3 separate regions of the Homo sapiens genome follow, and all the other regions are linked to region 2. Evidence: read pairs that join two places in POLR2A ChIA-PET (ENCODE). Cell type or tissue: CD4-positive, alpha-beta T cell. All regions are shown on one strand. Region 1 overlaps RORA (RAR related orphan receptor A). Region 2 overlaps RORA (RAR related orphan receptor A). Region 3 overlaps RORA (RAR related orphan receptor A).

What was found. Peaks named below come from ENCODE experiments on the same cell type or tissue, not always from the same donor. Only the 100,000 strongest peaks of a DNase experiment are listed, where the experiment ranks them.
Region 1: POLR2A ChIA-PET joins it to region 2 with 14 read pairs; 7 of 35 experiments call an interaction of 5 or more read pairs at or near these places.
Region 3: POLR2A ChIA-PET joins it to region 2 with 12 read pairs; 6 of 35 experiments call an interaction of 5 or more read pairs at or near these places.

Annotation. Positions count from the first base shown.
Region 1 is chr15:60,646,474-60,654,473 of GRCh38, forward strand. All of the region lies in intron 2 of RORA (RAR related orphan receptor A), which reads right to left. It overlaps LOC105370846 (a long non-coding RNA gene), which reads left to right. Exons shown (of 5, transcript XR_007064663.1): 5 at 1,176-8,000. Among named protein-coding and RNA genes, the nearest start is that of RORA-AS2, 31 kb to the right of the region's middle. RefSeq lists an enhancer at 3,668-4,169 and a silencer at 5,474-5,563. In CD4-positive, alpha-beta T cell, no CTCF peak of the experiment used is centred here; a DNase peak (open chromatin) is centred at 3,608; H3K4me3 peaks cover 772 bases; H3K27ac peaks cover 935 bases.
Region 2 is chr15:60,716,827-60,724,826 of GRCh38, forward strand. All of the region lies in intron 1 of RORA (RAR related orphan receptor A), which reads right to left. Among named protein-coding and RNA genes, the nearest start is that of RORA-AS2, 39 kb to the left of the region's middle. RefSeq lists enhancers at 3,694-3,743, 3,784-3,833, 4,304-4,393, 4,424-4,533. In CD4-positive, alpha-beta T cell, no CTCF peak of the experiment used is centred here; DNase peaks (open chromatin) are centred at 3,485 and 4,145; H3K4me3 peaks cover 1,039 bases; H3K27ac peaks cover 4,117 bases.
Region 3 is chr15:60,783,664-60,791,663 of GRCh38, forward strand. All of the region lies in intron 1 of RORA (RAR related orphan receptor A), which reads right to left. Among named protein-coding and RNA genes, the nearest start is that of RORA-AS4, 24 kb to the left of the region's middle. RefSeq lists enhancers at 4,528-5,028, 5,029-5,529. In CD4-positive, alpha-beta T cell, CTCF peaks have their summits at 4,233 and 4,435; DNase peaks (open chromatin) are centred at 4,288 and 4,918; H3K27ac peaks cover 1,492 bases.

The sequences.
Region 1 (8,000 bases), 70 kb before region 2:
CCATTGCCTAGTGAGACATGTGTCACTTTTGCTGAATAAAACCCGGGTATGTGAACAATAAAGAGAAACTTAAAAGTGAATGCACTGCTTCAGAAAGACCAGACTTCCAAGCCCCCGAATGGTGGCACCACTGTCCCCCAATACTTTTGTTACTACTTGCCATTTGTTTTGCCCCTTGTTCCTATTTTGAATAAGAACCCATTGCTCTCCAGAAGTAAAAGCAATGTGACCATTTGTTTATTTACTCCCTGCACCAAGACCCAGGGTGATGAGGCTGGATTGCACATGGGGCGTGGGCATCAGAAACTGGAAAGTCTCACCCTGCCCAGCCTGTCTGGCTCGTATGCTTGGGCAAGTCACATAGCTCCTGTGGGACTCCGTTTCCTCACCCAGTGATAATGACCGGCTTCACAGGGTGGCTGCGGAGCTTAATTAAGGATTGAGAAGGAGGCAGAAAATACAAAGTGCAGCATACACGCAAATTTCCCATATTTATTTTTGGGCTCAGTAACCTGTTGGTAGGAGGTGTTTATGACCTGGAAGAGGAGTCTAGCAAGAGATGTAACTAGCTATTCTCATTCCAAAATGGTTCACTTGGTATTGACTGGGAAATGGGCCATGTCATTCTTGCTTTTGTTCGAGTACATTCTGTGGCCCTTCCTGCTAACTTTCTGGGTATAGCTTGCCAACTCTAGGCCTCAGTTTTCTTGTATAAGGACTTTATCTATCTTTCCTTTATGCTCAGATATGCTGTGATGGCTTAAGCTTTTTCCTTAGTGCTTATACCCTTAAGCCGCACTCAGATAGAAGACAGAGGGAAGGCATACACGTTTGTGAGTGACCCCATGGGGTAGTTCCCTGAGCCAGAAAAGACAGAGACTTATGAAGCCCTGCATAGGTGACACCCGAAATCTGCCTGGCTTTGCGGATCCTGGCCTTTCTTCTAAGTGCTTGGAAGACCTTGGCAGATTCAGCCAGCGTTTTGATCACTGCCAGAGCCTGCAGCTTTGTTGCTAATTGTTTGCTGAATGAATTGAGCAAAAGCACAACTGGTCCCAAGGCAGGAGTGAGGAGGTGAGGGAAAGACAGAAAAACAAACCAGAAGAGAGGACTGGGTGACTGCCTTGGAAAATCTTATTATTACTAGTACATTTTTTTGTCTTTTAATCACAAAGGCTGTCTCTGCACTAGGACTAAAGAACCAGAACTGTTCAGAAAGAGAGAAGAGCCCAGCACCTTATACTCAGGAGATACTGAAAAACATCATATAAGGTGTTTACTGTTGAGAGAAAAGTACACATCAGAGGATGCCCATTATTGATATAGAGCCTTCTCTGTATCTGGATGAACGTGACCAGGAAGCCACCCTCAGCCTGCTGCAGCTGTTTTCAGAATCTGTGGGATCACACCCCAGAGGCAGTTGGGTCAGCCGCAGGCATCAGGTGAGGAGGAGGAAGAGTGAGACAGCTATTACAGGCTGCCGGACCAGGTGGCTGTGAAGAGGTGTGGGGACACCAAGGCTTATATAAGGAGGATGGAGAACACAGGCCAAAGGGGAGGCTGTAATGCTGACTTCGATTGGCTAACTTAATATAAGGCAGACTGAGGGAGGAGGAGGAGGGCAGGAGAGAACACGCTTTAGAAAGCATGACGGTGTCTCATTCTGTTTGCAAGTGAGCACGTAGGTGCCTTCCAAATATGATCCTGAAGAAGGTGCAGATAAATGAAAAATTGGATATACAATAAACCACATACCTCTTTATGTTTATATATGAACATATTAAAGAAGGTTGGCTTTAGTAGAGTATGATGCATATTCTAATTATATCAATATTGGATGCATTGTTAGTACCATTTCTCAACTTCATTTAAAAATCACTTTCAGAAAATACAAAAAATAATTCTGAAGATTTTAACCTTAGGTGCCCGTAGATCATTTTCTTAGGAAACTGCAGCTTTTAGAAATGCTGGACATACTTTATCCAAAGCGTTATAACTGGTCTTCCACAAGCCTAGGATAAAGTTTTCCACAGAAACACTACTACAGAAAAATGCCACATGCCATGGATTAAACACTGAAACCAGCTAATCACAACACATGAGAGCAAATGTAGCATGTTCAGAGAAGTACAAATATGTTGAAACATGTCTGTCATGAAATCTGATCTTAACAATCCTCTGAAGACTAGCCTTTTTGCAAAGAGAACTTATGACTAATATACCTCACGGAGGGGGTCTCAGTTTCTAATAGAGTTAATTTTATCTGCTTTGATGATGGAAACGAAAGACACCCTGGAAACATCCTCTTAATTCTAAGCACCATCCACTCTTTTTGAGGGGGGAGAGGGAAGCTTTCAGTAATTCCCAGTGTGTCTTATACTGAATATATAGAAGATGGTAAAGCAGGGCCAGGTAATTCCAACACTTAAACTGCTACTTAACCATCCACATATTAAAGGAGTTTACATGGATTGTCAGCTATGAAAGAGGTTTCTCAATCTATATCCCACTCCACAGTCAACTCTCCTCACAGGTGCTCTTGGCTGTGGGGCACTCATAATCTCAGAAGCCGATAAGGCTGCCAAGTTCAAGTTGCCGTGACTCTGAACACAGTATAATATTCCCATTCCAAGCCATAGCCCGTCACTTTTGTGGCTGTTCAGATGAGGGCCCTTCTTGGTACCACTCTGACTCACATACACTGGCTGAAGTCATGTAGCAGGTGAAGGACTTAAGTGTCACTAAGTTGGTTTCCAGTTGCTTCCAGGAAAAAAAAAAAAAATCCCCGGCATATAAGATTCTTGCTCCTGACACCTGGCACTTTCTCCTTGTGTTCATGGCTGCAGACAGAAGATCTGGCCATTACTGTTTTGGCTTCAAGTGCTGCCTCCCACACACATATTGAGGGGCTCTGCAACAAACAGAAACCTAGGGACACTGACATTTTGGAGGCAGGGTGTAGAAAAAAACACTGTATGTGTATCTGAAAACTCTGCCATGCATGTCAGCCCTGACACGCCACTTCCTAGCTCTTCTAACGTCAGAACATTCTGTGTTAGGAGTTGCTAATCAGTCCAATATCATATGTAGTTTAACGGTGTTGAAACACATTTGCCAGAAAGGAGGCCAAAAGGAAGGGCCCCTCTACTGCTATCTTCTGCAAAAGATCTGATCACTTGTGACTGCAGCCCCTCACTTTGCCCCCAGGTGTTTTCTCCCTGTGTTGTTCTTGGGCGTGTTTAATTTGGATTGAGCATCCATGGAGCTGTGTAAACATTGAGGTCCCATGAATATTGCAATATTAAACAGCAGTGGTAATTACCAATAGACCCCTCAAAAAGCAATCGAATAGCAAACTCACCTTAACTTGGCCTTTGTATCTCTGGCAACGGAAAGCTCAAAATGCAGTTCTGTCATTTTTGCACAGTCATTTACCTTGACACCCTCCCTCTGCCGTGGAATCAAATCTCCATGTATAAAAATAAACCTAGAAACTTTCTGTTCACACGTTTTGAGGTATGTGCACCAAATGACACACTTTGGGAGGTAAGCACGAGTCATGGTAACTGACCACATCCTTTATCTTTTCATCCTAAGACTTAGCAGAACTTTATCTTTACAATAAAATGGCCTTTAGAAGTGGGTATCACCAACTTCAGAATGTGAACATCGTTACTGAGAAAAAGCATTTTCCTTTTAAACAGAAACCAACAGCCATGCATTAAAAGGCCTGAGGAAAAAAAAAAAAGTGGAGCTACCACAAAACAAACAAATATTCAGCTTGGTTTCAGGAAGCTTAGAGAGGATCAAACAAGGCTTTCTCTATTGAAGTTGTTCGAGAACATTTATGGTTATTTCAGCTTCAGTTTCTATTTACGCTGCTGGCTTTTATGCCTCGACCTCAGGAGGGCATTCCAACTTCAGGTTAACTCACAAGTAGCTTCAGAAAAGTTGGCCTGAAAATCCCACCCCCAGAGTGGGGGAGGGGAAAGCACGATGGTTCACATTGGTTTCCAAACACCTTTCAAACCACTGCTTTGGCCTTGAGTCGAGGATATCTCAAAAATTGGGGAGAGAAATTCCACGGAGAGAGGGTGAGAAAGGTTTCTCATGGTGTGAACATTCATATAGGGAGACTGTCTCTTCCTGCGGGATGAAACCAGGAGAAGAGAGCACCAATTTGCGGAGCCCTCGTGAAGGTTTCCACTCAGGAGTTTGCAATTTTCTGTTGGTCCCTAGGGAGGAAGATTTAGTACATGGTTGAATTTCCAAGCAAATTAACTTCCAGAATAAAGGAGGAACTATGCCAACCCTTTGCAAACAATATTTTTGTTTTATAAATCTATTTAGTTTTCAATTCTTCGTGCCATTTATCCTCATAACCATGTTTTGGTTGGTATTTTTAATCCCCTTTTGATGGATTAGGAAATTGAGGTTTAGAGATTAAGAAACAAGCCCAAAGTTATACAATAAATACATAGAAAAGCTAAGATTCAAACCCGGGTCCTTTTGCCTCTAATGTCCGAGTCCCTTCCAATACGCCACACAGCCCCTGACCACTCCCTTCCGTTAACAATGCATATTGTCAGCGGTGGAAAGAGGAAGAAACTTTTGGAGTAGAATACTGAACAGTTTTGATTAGGGAGCGGATGTGAGGCAGAGGAAATATTATCACTTTGGTGGTTGTTACTATGTCCCCATCCTTTCATGGAAACATATGGAAGTTTTCTCTTAAACGTACATGTCAGAACTTGCCGGTGAAATTTAAGTGACACCCTGCATATGGTGCAAGTTCATCTCCGAGAAGCAAGAGATGAAAAAGCCGCTGTTTCCAGATGTATCAAATCTCATATAAATACCACACGTTGCTTGCCTCTGGAGAAGGTCTCAGTAAGGTTTGTCCAGATTTCAACATAGAGTATTCCTATTTACATATGTCCCGCTGCATACATACTTAGCTATGTCAATATCCACTTGGCATACTCTGGAGCTTAGAAAAAGTTTCCTGCCGAAGCTGAACAGCTTCCCTTGATTGCTCCTTTGCAAACCTTCATGGTTTTTTCATTGTAACAGATTTTTGATTACACAAAACATGCCACTATTCTATGGAACAAAATCAAGCTACATCCCTTTACCCAACCGCCCTTCCCCCATAACATCAATACCAAAAAGGCTTCCACTCCAGGGGGCTTCTGGGAGCATTCCCACAAACCACACAGCTTTCTGCACCCTCCTTCAGCCCCAGTCTTTTTAAAAGTTAGTACAACATGTCCATAAAGGCCACTCTCCCTTGCAGAGTTTTGAACAGCCACTTTAGCCACCTAAATCTGAGAGAGATAAATTTACAATCCACTTTAGGTTTATGTGGGGAACCATAAATATCAGGCTTGAGCCCTGAGGGCTAGAATTTCATGGGCCGTTAAGCATGTCACCAGGTGGAAAGCTGTCAATAGCTGGATGTGAGCTACACTGAGATAACCACAGGGGCCTGGCTTAAGAAAGTGTAGCCCTGATCAAAGAGGGGTGTCCTTTTACCTTGTTCCATCACTCCACTCACCAATTCTCCCTTCCCGCCTCTGATCTCAACCTCTCCTTCACTTCCTGTTAGGTGTCCTCTGTGCTAGGTAGCAGACTGCCTTTTTTTTTTTTTCCTCTAGAGTGAAAGGTTGGGTGACATATGGAAAGAACAAGAGACGTGCAGTTCTGGCAGACCTTGATTTAAATCCTCGCCCTGCTATTTAGTAGCTATGTAATAATGCACAAGTTACTTAACCCAACTTAGCTCATTTTTCCAACTGTGAAATTATTAAAGATAATTAAAAGCATAAGAAAGGCATAAGTAGGGCCAATGGGTAGAGACTGTAAAAAAACAGATTGCCTACTTAGTAGACAGAAGAACTTTCTAAAAGCCAGATTGGCTCGAAAATAGAATGGGCTGCCTTGAAAAGAAATGAAGAAGTGAATATTCTCTGTGACAGGTTTTGCGCATAAGCCGGATGCAGGGTGGTAGATCCCGAGAATAGACAGGAGTTTAGACTGGCCACTGCAAAGGATTTCTAATCTTGAAATTCCATGGTTCTATGATTTGCATATGTGTCCTTCCAGAAAAGCTAAGATAAATCTTCTCAAATCCCCTATGCGGAAGAAAAGTAAATTGGCATCATATTTTTTCATTTTCATTTTCCTTCTAGAAAACTAATCCCTTCCATGTTTTCCCCCTTCCCTCAATTAGTTGGTAGAGAATCCCATTTCCATCAAGTGCACAGAACACATTTAACCATTTTGAAACACTTAACATTTAACACAAACCACATGGCCGTAAGTTTTAATTAGTTCCCGCTATACAAATAGGTCCATTTTTAGAAAAATCAAAATGCTCAATGCTGGTGCTTGCTCTCTTCCTCTCCATTGTTTCTCTGTTTGACTAGCTCAGTGGCACTTTCCCATCCTGCCCTCTTGCTGTCTGAGCCCATGGCACCTGCCAATAAAAGTGATGACAGGCTTTGATGCTCACACAGGTTTGCAACAACAGAGTTCACTTCATAATCACCAGACTTCAGCCCGTAAGCGTGATCTGAGTGACACTGGATTTTTTACCTGAGATGTTACGCTGTGGGCTTTCGTTTCTACAGGTTATGAACCACTTTGAAAGTGATTTTTTTAGCTTGCTAGGGGGAATGACCTATGAGCCTGCAGACAAATCTCAACTGATTGGGCAAAGCCCAAACCCTTATTAGAGTGCTTGAGTTTGCTGGGAAAACTGGCTGCCACATATGAGCCACAGATACAAGGTCGTCCTTTGGCATAATGTGTACAGGTGCATGCGTGTGTGTGTGTGTGTGTGTGTGTGTGTGTGCGTATTTGAACATGTTCAGGTCATGAAGCAAATCAGAAGTACAAACCAGTGTCTTCTGTTTGGCCAAAGTGAATATCAAGGGAAACCACAGAAGACAAAGTGCACTCGTACAACAAGGAGTGATGGGAGGGCTAAGCCTAGGGCTCCCGTCCTCACCCTCATCACAAAGTGACTGCTATGAATGACTGCATGTTGATTGGCCAGGCATGGAGGAAGCACATACTTATACCAACATGTTATTTATTCGGCCAGATATTATTATCTTACTTTTACGGATAAGACTCAAAAAGATTAAATAACCTGCCCACAGCCACATTACTTGTAGGTGGTTGTGATGGAAGTTGAGCCCATGGTAATGGACTTTTCATGGCACTGTCTACTTTCAGAGGCTTTCTCAGCTCAGAGTCCGACTGTGTCTGCCTCTCAAGCCCTGTTTCAGCCACCTTGTCTCATTTTTTTTTTACTCTGATATCATATTTCCTACAAATAGTGGCCAAATTCTTCCTTCTCCATGTTGGCTGTCTTATTTGCCTAATGTTATGATTTGTGTTTCAGATACCCTAGGGTATCATGTTTTTCATCTTTTGAGTGTCCAAAACTACAAACAGCTTTAGGGTCAATTAAAATCTCAACAGGAGCAAGGATTCTATCAGGAGACCCTGACCTTTGCAGCCAACACTTTACATGAAGAAGCAGCTTCTCTTCTTCTCCCGTGAAGGCCGCCTCTTTAGATAGCTGGGATTTAGCATGCCTGTCATTTTAGTCAAAGGAGCTGCTGAATAAAGACTTGTTGACCAAAGCTTCTCACCGGCTAAGGACAGAGAAGTCTTATTTCTTCTCTTTGCAAATGAAGATTCCAATCTTCTCATCCTGAGACAGGGGTAATGCAACTGTTTTGATTTGTACCCTAAAATGTTCCATGGTACACTGAACTGTTTTCAAGGTAGAGTTTTAGAAGAGGCCGATTTATTTTTGACCTTGACACAATTTGAATTTAACAAACATTTTTCCCATATTTCACTTTACACATTTGTTTGCACTGAAACTGCATGACTAGAATAAAGCATTCAAAACAAAGCAGGCAAGCAAGCAAGCAAACAGAAACCCATCCCACTTCTCCCTTGCTATGCAACTAGGCAAGTAG
Region 2 (8,000 bases):
ATGGTGCCCCAGGGAGGGCATGGAAGCTCCGTTCCCCTTCCCCCATACTTAACCCTAAACATCTCCTCATCTGTATCCTTTGCAATATCCTCTATAATAAACTGGTAAACATGTTTTCCTGAGTTCTTTAGACTACTTCAGCAAATTAATTGAACCCAAAGAGAGGGTGGTGGGACCCTCAACTTAAAGCTGGTTGGCCAGACGTTCTGGAGGCCTGGACTTGCAACTCGTGTCTGAAAGCATGGGGGGCAGTTGTGGGAACTGAGCCTTCAACCTGTGGGATCTGACAATATCTCCAGGTAAACAGTGTTAGAATTGAATGGAAGGGTACCCAGATGGTGTCTGTTACTTGGTGTGTGGGAAAAACTCCCACGCATGTGGTCACAGAAGTCTTCTGTGTTGATTATTGTTGTGGTGGTATGTATGCAGAGGGAAAACTCAGTTTCTGAGAATTTTTCCCAAAGTGGAAATCCACCCCTGAGCTTGTTATGGTAGATAAATGAGAGAATGTACAGCACCCAGAACAGTGCCTTGTACGCAACCATTCAACAAACAGCAGCACCCTCTTCTCTTTCTTTTCAAGTATCATGCCCCAAGTCAGTTCTTCATCCATGGTCCCAGCAGGAAAGACTTGAGGGCATAGCTTGTAATACCTATAGCATGTAATAAAAGTCCTATGGCACTGGCAGTTAGAAGGCAAGGTACAATCTTCCTTTCTTGGCAGTAAGTTATAAAACCTTTATCATGTTTTTTTGTCTTCTGTCATCACTCCTAAATTGGTATATTTGGCATTGTCATTAATTAACTAACACATTTTACTGAGCCCCTATTATGTGCCAGACAATAAATAAAAAATACAGATGAAATCTCCAAATGCAACCAGCTCCCAGATTAGCTAGAGTTTAGGTAGAAAAACTCTGGATAATTGATTAATAAGGTCACATCTTCTTCTTTCTTTTTTCTTTTTCTCTTTTTTTTTTTTTTTTTTTTTGAGACATTGTCTTGTTCTGTCACCCAGGCTGGAATGCAAAGATGTGAACTCTGCTCACTGCAACCTCCACCCTCAGGGTTCAAGCGATTGTCCTGCCTCAGCCTCCTGAGTAGCTGGAATTACAGGCATGCAGCACCATGCCAGCTAATTTTTGTATTTTTAGTAGAGACAGGGTTTCACCATGTTGGCCAGGCTAGTCTCGAACTCCCGACCTCAAGTGATCCACCCACCTTGGCCTCGCACTGGGATTACAGGCACATTGCATTTTCATTCTAAGATTTGGTGTTCTACGGATAGGACCTTCGTAACAGCAAAGTTATGTCACTATGGTACAGTTGGCATAATAAAATTAGTTCAACATATAGGCAAAAGAAATGATGGTCTGGACATCACTGGGCAGAGTTTTTATTCTTCTAAGTTCATCAGTTACTGGTAGAAGGATCGTGCTAGAATGCTCAAGTTTCCCATCTCATCCCTGATGCTGCATTCAGAAGCAAACACCACACCTGCCAACATTCTAAAGGTGGTTTTCTTGTTGGGGAATTCAAAGTGAAGGTGACAGCAGAGAGTTAAAGACATTCACTTAGAAAATGGTCACTCCTCACTTTTAAAAATGAGTCCGGTAAATGAAAAAACGTTAGATTTACAAATTGAATAGAAAAAACACTCTATAAGAAGGTTTTCTGGCTAAATGAATGAAAGGTATCCGTCTGTGGTTTAATCACATTCGATTGAATAACGGTTGTTAGCTAAATTTGACTTTCCTGTCAAAATTGTCACCATGTTGCAAACTGACTTTAAAAGACTAACTAGAGCCAGAGTGGAGTAGTGAGAAATTAATACACAAAGCTCGGGTAACAAGGAATTCATCTAACCATCCATGTCTTGACCTCTTTCTAACCCAAAGTACAAAACTTGGCAGGAAGCAGATGAGGAAGTCATTAATATGTGGAAAAGGATCTCTCAAAGGCACATCAAGACCCTGTGCCTTTCACTGATGAAAATCAAAAGGAATTGTACAAATATTTACCACAAGAAAATAATTCTAAAAGGTGAAGGATTTCCACAATTGACACAGAGCTCTGTATTACTACCTAGGCAAAGTTTCTGGTTAGTACAGGCTCCCGTGCCGTTCTGAAAGTGAGGTGTAGAGGTCAGAGTTCAAGGACTGGCCTTGAGCTCTTTAAAAAGATAATCAATCAGCTTTGTGTGTGTGTGTGGGGGGGGTGTGTGTGTGTGTGGCATTTCTAGTTAAAGATGCAAAAGGCCTGATGAAAACTGTTTGGGTCTTTACTTGATCAAATCAACTGTAAATTTGAATATGGACTCAATATTATATAACATTAAAGAATTATTAATTTTCTTTTGGTTTGATCATGGCATTATAGTTATATAAACATATTTAAAAATATATACAGTGAAGTATTTAGTGTTGAGATGACATGATGTCTGAGATTTTCATTAAAATACTTCGGCAAAATAAAAAAATGTGTGTGTGTGTGTTAGCAGGAGGGGTAAGTGAAACAACGATGGTAAAATGTTGATGGTCATTGAAGCTGAATGATGGGTTCACTGGAGCACTGCACTTTCTCTCAACTTGAGTATTTTTGGAAATTTTCACAATAAAAGATTAAAAATCCAAAACCACAAAATATAGGGTTTCTTAAAAAGCACTAAAAATAGTTTACACAACAATACTGACTCTTGCCGTGAAATGCAGAGAATAGGTGCAAAAACCCGAGAGCAGTAATTAATGGCCAATCTTATGTGCATTCCTTTAAGCACAAGCAGCTGTCATAAACATCTTAATTTAAAGAGTTGGGGTTTGGGGAATCATGGCACTGCAAAAAGCTACGTCCTGCTGCTGCTCCACAGAACTGGTACATATCAGACCCTTAAATTTTTAAACACAGCTTTCATGTTTTTGAGAGCTGAAAAACCTTTGAAAAGTCAGCTTGTTAGGAAATTCACCTTGCAGACTCCTACTTCAAGGGTTGGTGGAGGTGCTTGGGTACCGGAAAAATTGATTTTGGGATGGGGGTGGAGGTTCACAGGTAAACATGTTGTGTGCTTCAGAAGAAGCTAGCTTGCTCTAAATATACGGGGCGTAGCTACATTGCAGTGTTGCCTTTCAGCAATGCAAAATATACCACCTGGCTAGAGAGGTATTTCAAGTCTACAAAGCCCCACCTCCCAGCCTTTATTGTTCCTTTTCCAGTCTTTGTCATAAAATAGAAAGAGGCGGCATTTTGAAGACGGAAGAAGCACTAAACAGGAAGCAGGAGCCTAAAATCGAGTTTCTCATACTGCTGTGTGTTACTGTAAACACTAGGCCATGACCTGCCCTAGGTGCTTCTTCTGTGACATAGGATCAGCATCTCACACCCATGAAGGTCTCTTGAGTCCCTTAAGGCCTAACACACCTGAATACATGGGCTGTGATACGGGAGCTAGCCTGATGCCTCCATTCACCCCACAAGATGTAGTCCTCGCCCTGACGGCAAGACGGCATGCGAGAGTCCTATTTGGGTTGTAAAGTTTAATGCGAGCAGAAAGAGGCAGACGATAGCTAACATAATCTAAGTTAACCATTGAAAAACCCAGACTGTCCAATAAAAATACTGGAACGAACCCAGTCACCTTTTATCAAGGGTACATTTAACCATCCTCATTGGTGGCTACTTCCATTCATGGTCACGCCCTTCCCTCTTGCCTCAGGAACTCAGTATTTGTGTGTAAATAAGGACGTGTTGTGGTATTCTGGGTGCTGATGGTTCCCCAGGAACTTAGGGACACCTGTGTGCAGGGCTGCACTTGACAAGAAACAAAGTTGCCGGCAGCACAGGACAAGGCCTCCTATTAATTTCTCGAATCGATCCTGGCAGTGATTATCTGGTCCAGGAAAGAACAGGTCTTTGTTCATAGCACCAGATTTGAATTTTTTAAAACAACACTCTCTATTGCCCGTAAGAATGACTAATAACGGGCGGCTGTAATTTCCCAGAGTTTGTGGGTATGACTTCTTCAGCTTTCCTTGCATTTGAATTTGCCATATTTCGACTGGGGGCTTCCTAGGGCTTTCAAGCACAATGTAACCAAAACCCCCAGCCAGCTCTCGGTTCAGCCTGGAGAACTTTGTGGTACTCTCGAACTTACTACTTCCTGCCCCCACACCTGAGAGTCTCCCCGCACACTGTTTTCCCTGCATCATCCACCATCAATCAAACAAACAGAGAAACACAGAAACCTCAGTTCTCAAGTGCAATCAATACAACCTCCTTTCCTGGGGTAACGATGCCTTCGTTTTAAAGGTCATGGAATGAGTCAGGGGCAGAAGAGAGAAACAGAGGCCGTGGGTTCTTTGACTAAACATCTCGCAGAGAGATCGGTGGATCCACAAAAATGACCTCATTAAGCTGCACCAATTGCCGGGCGGGGAGAGCAGTCCAAATTAACAAAAAATCAGAGTGATCAGAAAACAGTTTTGTTATTTTACACATGGTCTCAAGAGCTAGACAAATAAATTTGCCTAGTGTATGTTCTAAGTCACAAATAGATAAGAGGAAATTGAAACCACAATAGCCAAGCACCTCCCTGAGGAGACCAAGGCTGGGCTTCCATTACAATAATATTCTTATTTATGTTTTCTCATGCACATTATTTAAGTATATATTTATTTACTCATACAGACCAGATTTGTTGAGTACTGCTATGTGGAATTCACAGTATGAAGTGCCGTGGGGCAGGCAGACCTGGGTACCCTCAAAGAACTTGGTAAATAGCTATTTCTTAACTGCTAGTAAACAAGTTTCTCTTCTAGTAAGAAAAAATAATGGCTGGAAAACTTATTTACACCTTCAATACACAAGGCTATTTTGCACAAACCAGATATAGGAAACATTTATATATGGAGCTTTTCTAAAACAGATAAAATCAGGGCTCAGTCTTCTTTATGAAAACAAAAAGTAAAACACTTTGCAATTTGAGCAAAGATTATTTCTGCAGAGGGTCATCTCTAGTAAGAGGTGCCTGCTCCTCAGACCAAGTCTGTCTCTTTCAGGGCCATTCCTTACTGGATGGTGACTCATTTTACTCAAGGACTCGCCCTAGACGGCGTGCAACCAACCCTTTAGAAACACATCAATTGTTTAAACAAACTATGCCTGTATTCATTTGCTTAGCAAATCATTTTGTCACAGATTTAGCCCAGCCAGAGTCTAAATGATCACAATTACTGAAACTATACCAATACCTTTTCTACTGAAAACCTATCAAAGAAATAACATCAGTTCACATTATCATTATTGATTCCTGCCCTTTTCTCCCTTAACTCCATTCTCTTCCCTTTCAGTTTGTTATTTATTTTCTTATGTTCTGAATTTCAAGAAGACTTCCATGTGTTGTCAACATATGGTACATCATTCACATAAGTACATAAAATTCTCTATATGTCATTAAAGAACTGAGCTTGTGTTCCAGTGAGTGAAACTGAAGAGGAAATAAAATCACAAAGATAACCCCACAAATTAAGGTGCAGCTAAAATAGCAGCACCCTTCCCCCATCACTCACTGCACTATTTCTTAGAACTTTTATCTTTACATATGTACAAATAAACAGAGTGTTTCTGTTCTGCCTTATTTGTGTAGAGGACTTACGTGCAGCTCTCTGACCTTCCTCTGGCTCTGATTAGCCCCTGAGGGACGTGGATCACCCACATGCAACAGGCTGCTGACACCAGCAGAAAGCTGTCTTTCAGAACAATCAAGAGTCCCACCTAAGGACATCATGTCCACCTGCTCTTCTCTGGTTCAGCTGACTTCCCTGGACTTGCTTTCTTGTTGCCCTGATCTGTGCTCCGTGCCAGATCTCACAAACAAGGCTGGACTCTGCTTATTCCTGGCCAGTCTTGTCCTGTAGTCATCCAAGAAAAATACTGGAAAGGAGGACCACAACCTTGGCCAGTGGAGACCCTGTCATTCTGATGAACATTTCTAACACAAGATGTGAAGACCCTCCTTCCCATTTCTCATCCTTCCCTCTCCACGTCTCACAAACACCAAGTCTATTTCCCAGAGAAGTGGTCAGGGTGCAGTGAGTCAGGCAGCCAAAGTAATCCTGCAGGTGAGCATGTTGCCACTGACCCTTGAGTTTAACTTCTTACCAGATCTCTGCAAAGATAGAAAAAAACTAGCTTGCAAGAAACCCCAGCTCTCTGGATGATCTGTCCTTAGGCTGCTGAGATTTTCAAGGGTGTGCAGACAGTTGAACTTCACTTATTTTCAATAATTATAAAAATACATAAGAATTTTATGTATTATTTAAATGATACATAGGGACTCCTTATCCAAGAAAGATATTGTCAAAACTAGATTTTATAAAAAGGCTAACCATTATACATAAATAAATGGCTTAACATATAAAGTTTTATTTTAGCAATAGCAGCTACCCTTAGTTTCGATGCGCATATAGGTTGAAAAAGGTTTGCTGAAAGAGAAAAATAGACTGTTTATCATCTCAAAACTGGTTGAGATTGACAAATGTGATCCTATCAAAACCATTCCCCCCCCCACTCACATAAAATGGCCATGTTCTTTGAAAATTTGTGGAAAATTACTTTTTTTTTTGAAAATTATTCCCCTCAGGGCACATAAGGCGCAGGGAAAAAGCAAAGGAGAAACTAAGTTAAACTAGTTGAGTACTTTCTCAGTGTAATGATTTGAAACATCAAATCCCCCTAAATAAAATAAACAATAGATTATCTGCAAATAATCCTCCCTGGAGGTTTTCACACTAAAACAAATATGGAATAAACTCATGAGACTTTATCAGAGTCACAGTTAGGACTCTAGCCAGGAGTACACACAACTCCATCCATCCATCCTGCCATCCACACATCCATTTATTCATCTATTCAAATAACAAATCAAGAAGTATTTATTGAGTGCTTACTACATGCAAGATCTTGCTCTTGGGGCTTGGAGGCTACAAGAAGGACCAAGGCAAGCTCTCAATCCACAAGGAGGGTGAGAGAAAGGAAAAAGTTTGGAGTATGTGCAGTTGTGTAGAGGTTTCTTCAGTGCACCAGAGACAAGATGGATCTGTGTGGCACGGTCAACACTGTAGCCCTTGACCTTATCTTAGAGAAACTAAGTGCTTGAGGTAAAGATGTTAATTCCCTTAAGGCTTAGCAAATGTACCAAATCTGATAGTGTGCAATCTGTATACTGACTTTACCTCTGGCTTCATGTTATGATTCCTACCTTTGTTTTCTTTCCACCCGGATTTATTCATGAATTTTTATCTTGGATACTCTATGTGGTATTATAAGCCACCTCAAATCCTCTTGGGAAATAAAGGGGTCTAAATTCTTAAAGGATAAATACAATTACCCTGCTAGATCACTAACAATGATAACAAGGATGGTAATTCTTATTATCACAGGTAACTTTCATTGAGGGCTCCTATGTGTTGAGTACTGTTCCAAGCACTTTACATGTATTTTCTTGTTTATTCTTTATAATAATCTTTTGAGATTGTTACAATTATTATCCCTATCATAGTAAAGGAAAACGAAGCACAGAGAGCTTATGTAATATGCTAGTATGTGGTAGAACCAAGATTTGAACCCATACACTTTGAATGTGGAGCGGCTCCTTGTGTTTTATCCAGGTGTTCGGGCTCTCCAGGTCTCCTGATGGGACAGAAGCCCATTGCTTCCTGCTCGGACTCAGTAGCTTTCCCTATTGTTTGACTTTAGGACTCCGATGCTGTGTCCTACCTAGTCTTAGGGAACTTCTTGAATATTGGCCCCATCTTCTCTGATGCTGTGGCCGGTTTAATAGGAGCTCCCATATCTGAGTACTGTGTCTCTGGAGGGCGAGCTCCTTAAGAAAAGAGTGGGTCTTGCTCACTTTCTAATTTTGAGTACCTGGAGGCATACATGAGCCATAGCAGGTGTTTAAGAAAGGCTGGTGTGGGTTGACTGAATGAATGAGGGTCCCACCACTT
Region 3 (8,000 bases), 67 kb after region 2:
CAGAGGACCTCTTCCATTTTCCCACATGGGATGACTTTGAAAGGTGCTAAAATGGGGCCCCACTCTCCTCATACTAGCCACATGAGCTCACATCCATTCAGGTCCTGGAAGTACCTCCAGTAAGGGCCTGAGAAAACTTTAAATGCCAGGGTTTCAGAACCTTTCAGATCAACAACCTGTCTGTTAGCCACCCTGAAATGAAGGAAACCCAGATCCATGTGGCTAATCATCTTTTCAAGACTGGCAAAGAAGAGAATTTGTACGCATGATAATAAACCATTCCCACAATTAGTTTAACACAATGATTTCTGGTCAAACCTAGGGGAGCCATCCCTCCTTTACATCAACGGCTTCCACATGCTGGTCAGTAAACAGTATGGGCAGGCCCATGCTTTGGTTCTCACTGGTCTGTATCTAACTGGGGAAAATAAGGATAACATAATAAGTTTCCACGAAGCTAAATATATTCAAAGGAGAGAATTATTCCTTACTCTAAGATAATGTCCTTTCTATTTTTTCAGTCCCCAAAGTCCACTTTTTAGGGGAAAGATGACAAAAAATAGATGGAGTTATTTTGTTGTTGTTGTTGTTCATGTTATTCCTTTGCAGTAAAATATAGGGACCCTGTATTGGCCTCCCCAAATGTTACTGAAATCATACTGCTTCATTAAGCACATTAACCTTGGATCTTCCATTCAATGGGGGAGATGGAGATTCTGGACATTCCAATTGGGTCACTCCAAACTGTGTGGCAAAAAGTTCTGGTCCTGCTGGCATTTCAAACTGTGCTGCACAACCATTATAGAGCTTTGATTCCATCACTGTGTCTGTCTGTCTACCCTACCTGGCTGTGAGCATCTTTGCCCAGGAACCACTGCCTGATTCACCCTTCTGTTTCTGGTGACTAGCCCAGCACTGAGTGTACTGTTGTTAGACTGAATCCATAGTTGGATGTACAATATGGGTGAAATGCAAAGAACAGCTGTAAAATTGAAGAGAAAGCTTTCAGTGTTGGTTCAGAAGACCTAATTAGCATCCTGGTTCTGCTATTTAACAGCTGTATGACTTGAGCAGTGACTCTCTCTCATACTAATTTCTTTTCTTTAAAGTAGAAAACCAACCTAACCTCTATAAAGTAGAAATGTCGCCTATGCCCTTCACCAGTATCCTAGCTGTGTCCTTGTGTGAAGGGTCATGTGAAAGTGCCTATACATACATGTTAATTTCATTCATTTCTCTCCATTTTATTCCCTGACCAGATGCTTCTCATATTTAGATGTCACCCCTGTCCCAGCCCTGGCGAGAGGAAATTACAAAGCAAAAAGCCAGATCCCCCAACCCAAGGATGTGGAAGTCCAGAGGCAGCTGTCAGCATGCTTCAATTAAAGACAAAATCAAATACAAGCAGCATCCGTTTGCATTTACTCACGATTATTGTGTTTGACAAGATAACCTGTACCCACTTGTACATTCATTACAGAGCTTCTGAAATGATTTTTCTTTGTCTGTGAACATAGGAATTTTTAATGAACAGTTTCAGTGTCTGGTTTCATGCACTCGAAAAGTAAACATCAGTGAGCATCTTTCTAACAGGCTTGATCCATGCCCTCAGATGGTCTACCAGGAGGCAGACTTGTGTGGGTTTGAAACTTTCTTCCTGAGGTCACTGATGGAAACAAAGAAGGAGAAACTTTCAGCATCCCCTTTCCAGTGATAAACATTTTAAATAAATGAATAGGTAAACAGAGAAGGGATCTCAATTTTAATTGCTAGTAAGTGAGGCATAAAAAGGAAAAGAGAGAGTTGTAACTGCCAGGACAATCTCATGCATTCTTTTGAACAGATTCATCTACAAATGAATGTGGCACAAGGAAATGTCAGGTGTTCTGCAAGCAGTAGCTCAGGAAGCTCAAGTCAGGTCTCTCGTCTGTCCCTCCAGCTAGCTACATCTCACATCATGCTTCCTCACGTTTCAGGGCTGCAGCCTCGGTAGCCTTCACCCAGTTCCTCAAATACATAATCCTTCCTCTATCCACAGGACCTTTGCATATCACACTCCCTTTGTCTGGTTCAGTCCTATTCATGTTTCCGATCATCGCTTCCTCGGGGAAGCATTCCTCCCCTCCATATTGAGGCTAAAGTATTTCCAGGGGACAAATCCTTCATTGCGTTTGTCACTGTTGTTGTTTTACATTGATTTGGTGGCAATCTGACAAGCTCTGTCTCCTGCAGAAGACTGTATGCTCCGCACAACAGGGCCTGTGTCTCTGTTCTCCATCTCATCTCTGGCACCTCACAAGGTTGGTACTCAGTATAACTATTTGTTAGGCACTAAATGAATGGAATGAATGGATCCCTGACAAATAACTTCACCAAAATCTTTTATTAAAGACTTGCCTTTGCAAGGAACCCTGTGGAATACGCCAAAAGACATGGTTCCAGGCCTCTGGGGGCTTCATCAGCTGTAGATGTCATGTTTATACATACACGACATCACTACGGTTGAGAGTTGGGCTGTATCAGTGTACAGGAGTGCTCTGGATAGGATGTTCTACCTTGGACAAGCCACTAAATACATCTGTCCCTCCATTTCCCCATTGATCAAATGGTGACAATATCAGTGTGCTCCTTGTTGAAAGGTCAGGGGATAAAACAAGATAACAGAAACAAAAATGCCTCAAAAAGATAAATATTACTAATACCTTTTACCTAAAAGTATCCACCTCCTTAACCAACTCTACAAAGAGTCTTGAGCCTCGCTAGAGAAACACGATGGAAGCTACTCTCTTTGTGAGATGCACCTTGCACAGCAGGAGTGGGCTGGGCCAAGTTGGGGGCACAGTCCAGGCAGGTGGGAAGACAGAGATGGGGCTACTCTAGAGAGCTAAAGGACACCAACCTTCTGCCACCAGGGCCAGCCAGGGTTGACAGTGGATCACGTGGCCTCCCTGAAATAGGGCTACTGAGCAGCTTCGTGATGCACAGAGACCCAGGGGAAAGGAGCAAAGGGCCAGATCCTGCTGCAAAACACACTGCCCATCTGCCCTGAGGTCTGTCATTCCTCCAGTGGTCCTTGGGCCCTGTCTTGCCTGGGACTGGCAAACAAACAGGAGGCCTCCTCCCTCCCTGATGCTCACCCGACTGGATCCACACCTCACTCAGCAACAGCTGTGCGAGTGCAGGTAAAGTCTTTCTGGAGTCTCAGCTCGTGATAGGCATTTAGCAACCTTCCCAGCGGAGGTGTGGAGCAGACGAATGATCACAGAGTGAGAACCATGGCTTTTCTCAGGGTCAGTGTCTCAGGAACCATGGGGTGGTGTGTGAGTGGAATCTTGTCAGTGTTTTGTGAAGATACCTAAGACTTTCAGTCTATAGCTCTGAGAATGTCATCCCATTTTACAAATGAGAAACAGAGAGGTTAATAAGCAAATCTACAGCAAGTCATTTAATGCTGCAAAGGTGTAGTCCATGGAAAGAGATCTAACAGGAAAACTCAAGAGAAATGCTGGGGAGCGCCATGGGGCCAACAGAACAGAAGGCCCTGTTACTGCTCAAGCAGCTGCCACCAAGCCTGCGAGCTCAAGGATGCTGGGCTGGCTGAGGGACAGATGTGGCAGGCATGCACGCGATTCAACAATGCAACAGTCCCTTTCTTGTTTGTTTGGAAAGGTTGTACCCGCCTCGAATGCTAGCAGCAATCACGAAGGAGCCACTAACTGTGGCATTTCTTCACAACATTTCCCCTGCAACTGCGGTCAAGGTGGAGGGATGGCCACAACCAGTCATCTTTTCTGAGTGTTCCTCTGCAAGGGGTGGAGTGGGGACAGCATACGTTAGTGGGCTAAGAATTTGCTTATCTAACAGAAATACAGCTTAACTAACCAAGGGATACATACAATTGTTCTTACAAATTCTGCAACCCATACTGAGCACTTATAAAGGCCAGGCCCTGTGAGAGATACTGAAAATGCAAAGCTGAATAAGGCACCTTGACTGCTTTCAAGGAGATCTTTCCTAATTGGCTAGGAGAGGATATAACCCAAAATTTACAGCTGCCTTTTGGCAAGCCTATCACTGCAATCTACAAGGTGCTATGAGAACTTCAGGGAAGGAGAAACTCTGTGGGAAGAGCCTAGGAAACCTTCCCCAAACAAGGCATTGAGGAAAGAGTGGAAGTTCATCAGGCATCAGAAAAACCATTCATTCATGTATTAACATTCAACAAATACTTAAGAAGTATTGATTGTGCTGGGCACCCTTGTGGCTGCTGGGGATACTGCAGTGGGTGAAACAGCCCAGTTCCTACCCTCATGGAGCTAAGTCTGGTGGCAGTGATAGGCACACAAATAGTGAATCACAAACTTGGAGAGGTCTATGAAGGAGAAGTACAAGGTGTCTGAAAAGTATCTATCTGGGGAGCTGATCATGTCTGAGAGGCAGAAGAAGCTTCGGTGGGGATGTGACATTTGAGCCGAGACAGGAAGGATGCTGAAAGCAGGGGTAGGCTGAAATTTCCGGGCTGAGTGAGCATCATGTGCATTCATCCACTCCACTGACATTTATGAAGAACATGTTGTTGCACCAGGGTCCCTGATGATGCACAAGACACATCTCTGACCTCAAGGAGCACACAGTCGAGTGGGGAGACAGATGATTGCAATAGAATGTGCTAAGTTCATGGCTGGTGGGGTGGGGAATGCTTTCCCATTAGAGGGAACAGTGTGTGCAAAGGCCAGGAACGCACAGCTCAAGACATTTTAGTGGGAAGTTAAGGGTTCCAAACTCCCCTCGATTGACTGCTATGTGACGTGTGCTTGACCTATCATCTTTCTTTTTCTTGCTTAAGAACGAAACTCCTTTCTCTACTAATCACGGTGTTGCTGCACCAAGAAGAAGCCGCCTCAGCAAATGCTGACGCATGCATTTTGCAGTGAGCTGGAAGTGCCTGGCCTAGCTTGGCCTGTGCCTCCCTCCTTTCCTCCCCAGGCAGGATCCACACAGTCATCAGCACCACGGGGCTGATTGCTTAAAGAAGGCACCCTCCCTGCCTCATTGCTCCAAGCTGGCCTCAGCCCAGGTACCTCAGCCACACCCACGGCCCATCCAAACCTGCTGTCTGAGGGTCAGAGCCCCCTTCCATGAGAAAGCCCCTGTCCCGCTTAATAACATTTTCTCTCTGCCTGTCTAATTAACTCCGTCACTGTATCTGCAGTCAGATAAAATGCTCATTTCACACCACATTAATTTTTATCAGCTGAACATTAAGCAACACAAAGCTATCTATGCTTGGTTTAATTTACATACTGACAGACCTACAAAGCGTTACCCACAGTGGCTGCGAAGCAAATAAGCAGAACTGGCATCAAACAAGGCTCTTCAAAATGAAATATTGATTTGCAAGGCTGACAGTAAAGAAGGGTTGGAGGGCTATGGGAGAAGAAGCAAGGAATAGAAGAGTGATTTTTCCTTGAAGAACAATTATTGATGTTGTCACCAGTAGGCCTCCCAAAGGCCAAACAGAGGAGCCAGCTGAGGCCAGGATCCCAAGGATCAGGTGTTCCCAAGGAACACAGCCCCACAGTCCATACTGCTCCCTGGAAAAGGACTCTCTTCATCCTGGCATCAGAGGCCATCCCAGCCCGAAGGAAAATGCCCTCAAACAGCAAAGTATTTTAATCACATACACAAACACTTAATATATCTTGCTTCTGTAACTTTGCTCAAGCTGTTTCTCTAGAAGAGTCTTCCTTCTATTCCATGGCCAAACTCAAGCACCACCTCTTCCAGGAAGACTTCCCTGGACACCCTGCTTCCTTACAAATGTGTTGCCAGAATTCCCAGCACTGGGTCTGCATTGCACCGACTATCCATACCGTTTCTTGATAATCTATATGTATGTTTCTTTATCCCACTTGTTGTGAGCTCTTTCAGGGACAGATCTAGGTTTGGGGCAGCTGAAGTTTAAGCAAGTTAGGGGATTTTCTTTAAGAAGAAAGAATTGTAAAATATCTAACTTTTGCAAATATTACAGAAACCTATAACCATGAAAATAAATTACTAGGGGCATTCTCAGGGCTTTAGGAGAGGCCGGTGCAAATGAAGGGTCCTGAAGTTTAAGTTTTATCAGCTTTGAAGTGGGTCTACTTCTGGTCTCTTGAGTGCAATTCCTTGCTTGTAACAAGCATTCAATAAATATAGGCAGCATGAATTAAATGAATAAAGAAAAAGGAACTACTTTGGGGTGCCCAGTCTGTGATAGGCACAGCCAAATAACTTTGGGAAGGATATTCTCCTCTAAGCAGCACAGCAGCCTATAGATGATACAACCGATAAGTGTTGAAGCCAGAATTGATTTCCAAGACTCACCTTCCTCCATCTGAGAACCTATGACCCAAGAGAAAAAGAAGCAATACCCCAAGTGAAAAGACAAGTGGCTCACACAGGTTAAGTCTTTAGACTTTAGAGGTCTTAGCACTCATAATTTCACCCAGACCAGTGGTTCTTCCACTTTTGTGAGCATCTAAATCACCTGACTCACTTATTCCATGGCAGATTCTCTGACCTGCAAACCAGAGAGTCGAATTTCTCATGTCTGTATAATTGGAGTGGAGCCTGAGAATTTGTATTTTAAATGTGTCCACTCACAATCTTGGTGCAGGTTTTCGAAGACTACACTTTGAGAAACCTTAACTCAACTACAAATGTTGATGTTGAAGGGAAGTGCACCAGGAGAATTAATTGGGTGAGCGCTGATGGAGAGGCTAGTGGAAAGCTGTATTTCCTTCAAGAAGCTGGGATGTGACTTTAACATGGTGTGGCACCATGGCCTCAGGAAGACTGGGGACTGACAGAGAATGGAAACTGCAAGTCTAGAACCTGATGAGTAAGAAGGCTGTATACATATTTTAAAGTGCCTAGGCAAGCCACCAGTTTGAGAACATTCCTCGTCTTTGTGTGACTTTCAACCTGCAGATGTTTTCAACTGAGTCCCCCATGAAGGAGAGGAGCTGAAGACCTTCTCCTACCACAGGGGCCAATGCTGGCTGAGTATTCTGCTTTGCTATGTTAAGAATTTCAAGAGGTAGCTCCTGGATATGTAATGCACAGCGCTCTTGTCCTGGTTATATATGGCTTCTCATGAAGAAAACTTCTGGCCTAGCTTCAATTTCACAATTATGCATGCTGGGGCTTGTAGGTACCAGATGGTTCCAGGGTTACCACAGGTATTTTCCTTTCAACACCATCATGGTAACGTTTTTCTCTTCAGAAATGTCTATGACCTTCAGAGGCCCTAGAAACGCCCCCCCATTGCCCCCCCAAAAAGCTTCAAAATCCAGGACTGTCTATTGTTTCATTGTCTTTTGCTTGTTTGGTGGTGTTTATTGGGAAGAAAATGCAATAGATGCTTTGGTATCAAAAAGTCTGGCTCTTTTAGAATCAAACGTACATAAAACTGATTGTAGAACGAGCCCAGGCTGATGTCATGGGCTCTGAGTTCAGGCCTGATTCAGTTACTACTTGGGCAAGTCACTTAACTTCCCTAGGTCATCTCATCTGTGATATAGACTTGATAATATTAGTTCTGCCTCCCAGAGCTGTGTTAACGGAGACAAAGTGTTTTGAAATATCTAAATATAAATGTAAGGGCTATTGGCTTTTGGTCATAATCTACTAACCCCTTACAGATAACAGTTAAGTTATCTACACACAATAATTTTTAAAAACCATTTTCAAGGCAATGGAATGCAGTCAAAAGTCCAACAGGAACTGGAAGGGAGTCTGTCCCCTGAAACATGAACCTTCACCAAGTAAAATTTATGAATTTGTGGGGTTTTGTCTGGGAGCACTCCCAAGTTAGCTTTCAGCTCTGGATAGCTTGAACTGTCAGAGAAATAAGTCAGAAAAGGAACAAGAACATAAGGGGAGAAATTCTGGAAAGGTGGGAACTGCAGAGGCAGCAAGCTGCAAAATCTATGTACAAAATCTGCCCAATCCTCGGC